2 separate regions of the Homo sapiens genome follow, and region 2 is linked to region 1. Evidence: chromatin contacts called from ENCODE Hi-C or POLR2A ChIA-PET data. All regions are on one chromosome and are shown on one strand. The core of a region is the stretch at or near the end of the contact, and the rest is flanking DNA. Distances in the headings are between cores, read along the strand shown.

What was found. A loop is a pair of places that touch in the nucleus more often than their neighbours do. ChIA-PET counts read pairs that join two places held with the same protein, here RNA polymerase II (POLR2A). Pooled maps may share reads with other maps.
Region 2: a pooled map shows a loop between it and region 1 (2.7-fold over the local background). The contact joins the promoter of ADORA2B here to the enhancer-like site in region 1. A Hi-C loop is called at or near these places in 1 of 168 maps with a recorded cell type or tissue (PC-9) and 2 of 50 pooled maps. POLR2A ChIA-PET finds 5 or more read pairs at or near these places in 7 of 52 experiments (A549, HEK293, MCF 10A and 4 more).

Annotation. Positions count from the first base shown.
Region 1 is chr17:15,650,468-15,653,075 of GRCh38, reverse strand. It overlaps TRIM16 (tripartite motif containing 16), which reads left to right. Exons shown (of 12, transcript NM_001348119.1): 7 at 1,130-1,985. The coding sequence starts at 1,467. Among named protein-coding and RNA genes, the nearest start is that of FBXW10B, 32 kb to the right of the region's middle. RefSeq lists an enhancer at 1,218-2,167. Within about 2 kb of position 1,320, at least 31 of the 41 ENCODE cell types and tissues checked have a DNase peak (open chromatin) inside an H3K27ac peak, as active enhancers do; they include PC-9 and Panc1, where a contact is called at or near this core.
Region 2 is chr17:15,943,845-15,946,452 of GRCh38, reverse strand. ADORA2B (adenosine A2b receptor) reads right to left here and starts at 1,323. Exons shown (of 2, transcript NM_000676.4): 1 at 870-1,323. The coding sequence starts at 1,204. RefSeq lists an enhancer at 506-1,320 and a silencer at 1,148-1,767.

The DNA of each region.
Region 1 (2,608 bases), core at 71-2,570:
GTTCATGAGGGATCCACCCCTATGACCCAAACACCTCCCACCAGGCCCCACCTCCAGTATTGGGGATCAAATCTCAGCATGAGGTTTGTGGGAACAAGTGTCTCAACTATAACACCATGTCTAGGAATGTTTCGTTAAGTGGGCAAAAGGGCTGTTAACCTGAAGGGAGCATTCTGTGGAAGGAGACAAGTCTTCCCTGACCCTCCTGATCTCCACTGAGTACCCACGTGATGTTCATCTCCACGAGTGTGACGGACATTACTGGAATGTTCAGGAAGATGATATGGAAAAGTCAGCATCAGAAGTATGCATCCTGGCTGGGCACAGTGGCTCATGCCTGTAATCCCAGCACATTGGGAAGCCCAGGCAGGCAGATCACCTGAGGTCAAGGGTTCGAGACCAGCCTGGCCAACATGGTGAAACACTGTCTCTACTAATAATACAAAAATGAGCCAGGCGTGGTGGTGGGTGCCTGTAATCCCAGCTACTCAGGAGGCTGAGGCAGAAGAATCACAAACCCAGGAGGCGGAGGTTGCAGTGAGCCAAGATCCCACACTGCACTCCAGCCTGGGCGACAGAGTGAGACTGTGTCTCAAAAAAAAAAAAAAAAAAAAAAAAAAGGTGGGCACCGTGGCTCACCTGTAATCCTAGCACTTTGGGAGGCCGAGGCGGGTGGATCACGAGATCAGGGGTTCAAGACCAGCCTGGCCAAGATGGTGAAACCCCGTCTCTACTAAAAATACAAAAAAAAAAAAAAGAAATTAGCCGGGCACGGTGGCAGGTGCCTGTAATCCCAGCTACTCGGGAGGCTGAGGCAGGAGAATCACTTGAACTCGGAGGGCGGAGGTTGCAGTGAGCCGAGATCACACCACTGCACTCCAGCCTGGGTGACAGAGTGAGACTCTGTCTCAAAAAAAAAAAAAAAGAAAAGAAAAGAAACATGCATCCTATTCCTAGCTGCCTCATGTCCAGTTCTATGAGATGGGAGTAGATGAATGGCTGTCCTGGTGTTGAAGTCCTTACATTTTACTTCTCTTTAAAAATGAAAACAAAAAAAAATGTCGCTTGTCAGACCACACAAAGCCACACAGGCTTATAACAGAGCTCAGGAATCTTCTGTCCTTTCCAGAGCAGGCACAGAGACACGTGGTCTTCAGCAGAGCCTATGGGGTTCAGATGATTCACATAAGAATAGAAGTTTCAGGGCTGGACCTGGGGAGGCAGCCTGAGCCTGAGCCGGCTGTCCTGAGCCTGAGTACTCTAGCTGCCTTGTCGTCATCGCATCTGGCTGCCATCCAGCGCCAGCACACAGTAATGAGTGGCCGAGCTTCCTCTGGGAGGGAGGAAACAGTTAAAATCTTGCAGCAGCTGCAATCATCTAGGCGTGGTTCTCTTGTCTGACTTGGGCTGCACAGATCCTGGGCCAAGGGACAGAAGAAAGACAGCCTAGGAGCAGAGCCTCCCAGATGGCTGAGTTGGATCTAATGGCTCCAGGGCCACTGCCCAGGGCCACTGCTCAGCCCCCAGCCCCTCTCAGCCCAGACTCTGGGTCACCCAGCCCAGATTCTGGGTCAGCCAGCCCAGTGGAAGAAGAGGACGTGGGCTCCTCGGAGAAGCTTGGCAGGGAGACGGAGGAACAGGACAGCGACTCTGCAGAGCAGGGGGATCCTGCTGGTGAGGGGAAAGAGGTCCTGTGTGACTTCTGCCTTGATGACACCAGAAGAGTGAAGGCAGTGAAGTCCTGTCTAACCTGCATGGTGAATTACTGTGAAGAGCACTTGCAGCCGCATCAGGTGAACATCAAACTGCAAAGCCACCTGCTGACCGAGCCAGTGAAGGACCACAACTGGCGATACTGCCCTGCCCACCACAGCCCACTGTCTGCCTTCTGCTGCCCTGATCAGCAGTGCATCTGCCAGGACTGTTGCCAGGAGCACAGTGGCCACACCATAGTCTCCCTGGATGCAGCCCGCAGGGACAAGGAGGTGAGTGCTTGGGGACCATTCATCCATTTGGGAGAGGGCGGTGGGGGATGGTGTGCCCAGCTGGCTGCAGCTGCTAGGTCCACTGACGCCACTACTATGCTCTGAGCATACCTGAAAAAGACTAGCTTCAGCGTCTGCCTGCTGGGTCAGTGTAAATATACATTGCACTTGGTTTTGGAAACTGTGTGGAGTAGGTTGCTCCGTCCCCATCTCTGTCCCACTGTCTCTGTGCGATCTCTGTCTGTGTCTGTCTCTCCTCCTTCTTGCTAGTTTCCTGCTGTGCCTTATACAGCTTTTGGTGATGTGTGTTTGGGTGGAGGGTGCAGAAGTTGTGGGGGCTTAGGGCGGTGATATGTCCCTGTGGCTGGATCTGCATGGCACATCCATTGTCAATTAATGAAATAAAACCTTGGCAGAAATTCAAGAGAAAAGAACAACTCTTTCTCCCAGTTTCTCTTTTTCTCAAACAAGAGACCAGTAGAATGGGCCCCTCTGGAGATAACAGGAAATCTAAGAGCTTGAAAAGTGCTAAGATAGCAGAGAATTTGAAACTTAGGTCCAGGTATAATGTCACAGGTGGCTTAGGGATAATAAAAGTTCCTCACCAGATGGAGGTATCAGGA
Region 2 (2,608 bases), core at 74-2,573, 290 kb before region 1:
CAATGTTGAAGTCATCAGCTCCAACTGGGAATCCACTCTGGTCGCTGGCTGACTCCATCCCCTGAATCCTAGATTTTCTCAGTGTGGGAGAAAGAGTGGACAAGTAAGTTCGCCACCATTTTCTGCACTTCTCAGCCCGCTCCCAACAGGGCAGCAGGAGATAAATAGTTACACAAGGGCAGTGAGGCTGTAAGGCCGTTTGCCAGACACGAGGAAGCATTGTAACTCCTTTTAAAAGTATATAATCTGAGTCCGTAGCGTTCCCCAAAGTTAACGGACACCTTCCCCTGGGATGGGCCGGGCCGCCTCTCCGCAGCAGACACGTTCTGAAGCTGGCTCATGCGTGTCCATTCTGACGGTGCGAATGCCCAGCGTCCAAAGTTGCCTTGCCCTTAGTGGGAACCTCCCGGGCCTCCGGGAGCCGCAGCACTCACGGGACTGCCGCTGCACCGCCGCTGCGGGCGAGTGTTAGGAACGGCCTTCGTGGCAGGAGTGGAGATGTGATCACCAAAACTCCCGCGCCCCGGGCTCCACCCGCCCACGGGGGTGACGCTTTCCCCGGGGGTGACGCTTTCCCCGGGGTTTCCACGGCGCCTCCCCGGGCGCCGGGGACCGCACTCCCCGGACCCCCTAGAGCTGTCCCTACGCAGATCTCCTTAGAGCGACGCGCATCTGGGATGTCTTGGGTGCCCGGGCGCACTGGTCTAGCGTTGCGGGGTGGCCAGGCTGGGAACCAGCCCTCCAAGCGCCCCGCGCGCCCCCAGCCTGGCCCGTCTGGGGCCCCCGAGGGAGGAACCCCGGCCTGGAGAAGACGACCCATTTCGGAGCTCCGACGGGGCCCCGAGTTCGGGCGACGCCGAGCGCCTCACCTGAGCGGGACACAGATGGCCAGGTATCTGTCGACTGCCACGGCCAGAAGGCTGAAGATGGAGCTCTGCGTGAGCACCAGCACGAAGCAGGCGAGGAAGAGGCAGCCGTAGAAGTCAGTGCAGAAGCCCAGGCTGATGGTGATGGCAAAGGGGATGGCGAAGAGCCCCACGGCCACGTCGGCCGCAGCCAGGGACACCAGGAAGTAGTTGGTGGGCGTCTGCAGAGTGTTCGCCGTGCCCACCGCGGCGCACACCAGCACGTTGCCCGCCACCGAAAGCGCGGCGATGACCAGCTCCAGCGCCACGTACAGCGCGTCCTGTGTCTCCAGCAGCATGGCCGGGCCAGCTGGGCCCCGGGCGCCCCCTACCGAAGGCGCGCCGGGCGAGGGGCAGCCGCGTGAGACCCGCCGGGCATGGCCATAGCGCCCGGACCGCGCCTCCGCCTGCCGCTTCTGAGCCTCGGGGCTGGGGCGCTGGTGGCCGGGACCCACGGGTCGGGGCCCCCCGCGGCCAAGAGGCGGCACCCATTGGCCCGCGCGCCCGCCCGTCTCGGGCTGGGCGGAGCACCACCCACTCGCCCGAGCCCAAAGTTCGCGCCCGCGCGGGGCCCCTCCGGTCCAGGCGCCGTGCCGCGTCTTGGTGGCGGCGGATAACTAACAAATTGCCCCAACTTCCCGTCACGCTCGAGCTCGGAGGCTGTGTCCCAGTGCTCGCACTGCCTTCCAGTCCGGGCGACTCCTGGGATGGGGCCGGGCTCTGCCCGGGGCGCCAGCAGGTCCCAGGAGCCGCCGCGAGAGGACCCCCCAGGGCCGCGCAACCCCGGGCGGGGCGAGCTCACTCCAGGCTAACCCTGCGCACCCCGGGCAGGCCGACTGGATGGGGGGCTGCCGGGCAGGCAGGGAGCCGAGGCCGCAGTCCCCGCTCGTGCAGCAGTCTCGGGCAGCGCAGCACCACCGGAGCTGTCTCCAGGCTGCGGGGCCGGACTGCAAGGAGCCCTCGGGGGCTGCAGCCCCCTCCGGCCGCCTCCCAGCGAGGCTCAGCGCTGTTCTCCACCCTCGCCCGCGCCACTGCCCCTACGGCCCCGCTCTGCCTTCTACCTTAAGACAAGCTCGTGGCCGTCCCATCCTCGTCCACCGCCCGAAAATACCAGTGTTCCCCGGGCCCTCTTTTTTCTTTCCTTCACACTCACCCTGGATCGGCACAGGCTCCCGAGGCCTCCCACGTGGCCCTCACACCCTTAACTCCCAAATCTCTTGCTTCAGCCCTAACAGCCTCCTGAGGGCCAGATCCTAACACCCCACTGCCGACTCTCGCCAGGAGAGAGACTGGTGCCCCCAAATCCAACAAGACCAAAACCAAGCTCATCTCTAATTCTCCCCAAACCTGTGCTGCCGCCTTTTCCTGGGACCCTGTTCGTTATTGACCTGGCAACCCTCACCCACCCTAGGAAGTTTGCTGACACCCTGAGCCTTCGCCTTTCTCCACGTCCCAATGATCAGCAGTGCTGCTGGTTCTGCTTCCAGAGACTTGCTTCCTTTTACCCCCAAAGTCCTGCCCCGAGTCCCTCCTCACCACCTGCTTCTACCATCCCTCCCTCTCTGCCTGTGGGTCCTCAGCTTCTGCAGCCCTCACCAACACCATTGTTCTAGAGCACTCCTGGCCACGCTATTTCACCACCCGAAAGCCTTTGCTGACAGTCACCAAAGAGGATGGGTAAGGAGATTTTCCAGCAACAGGAA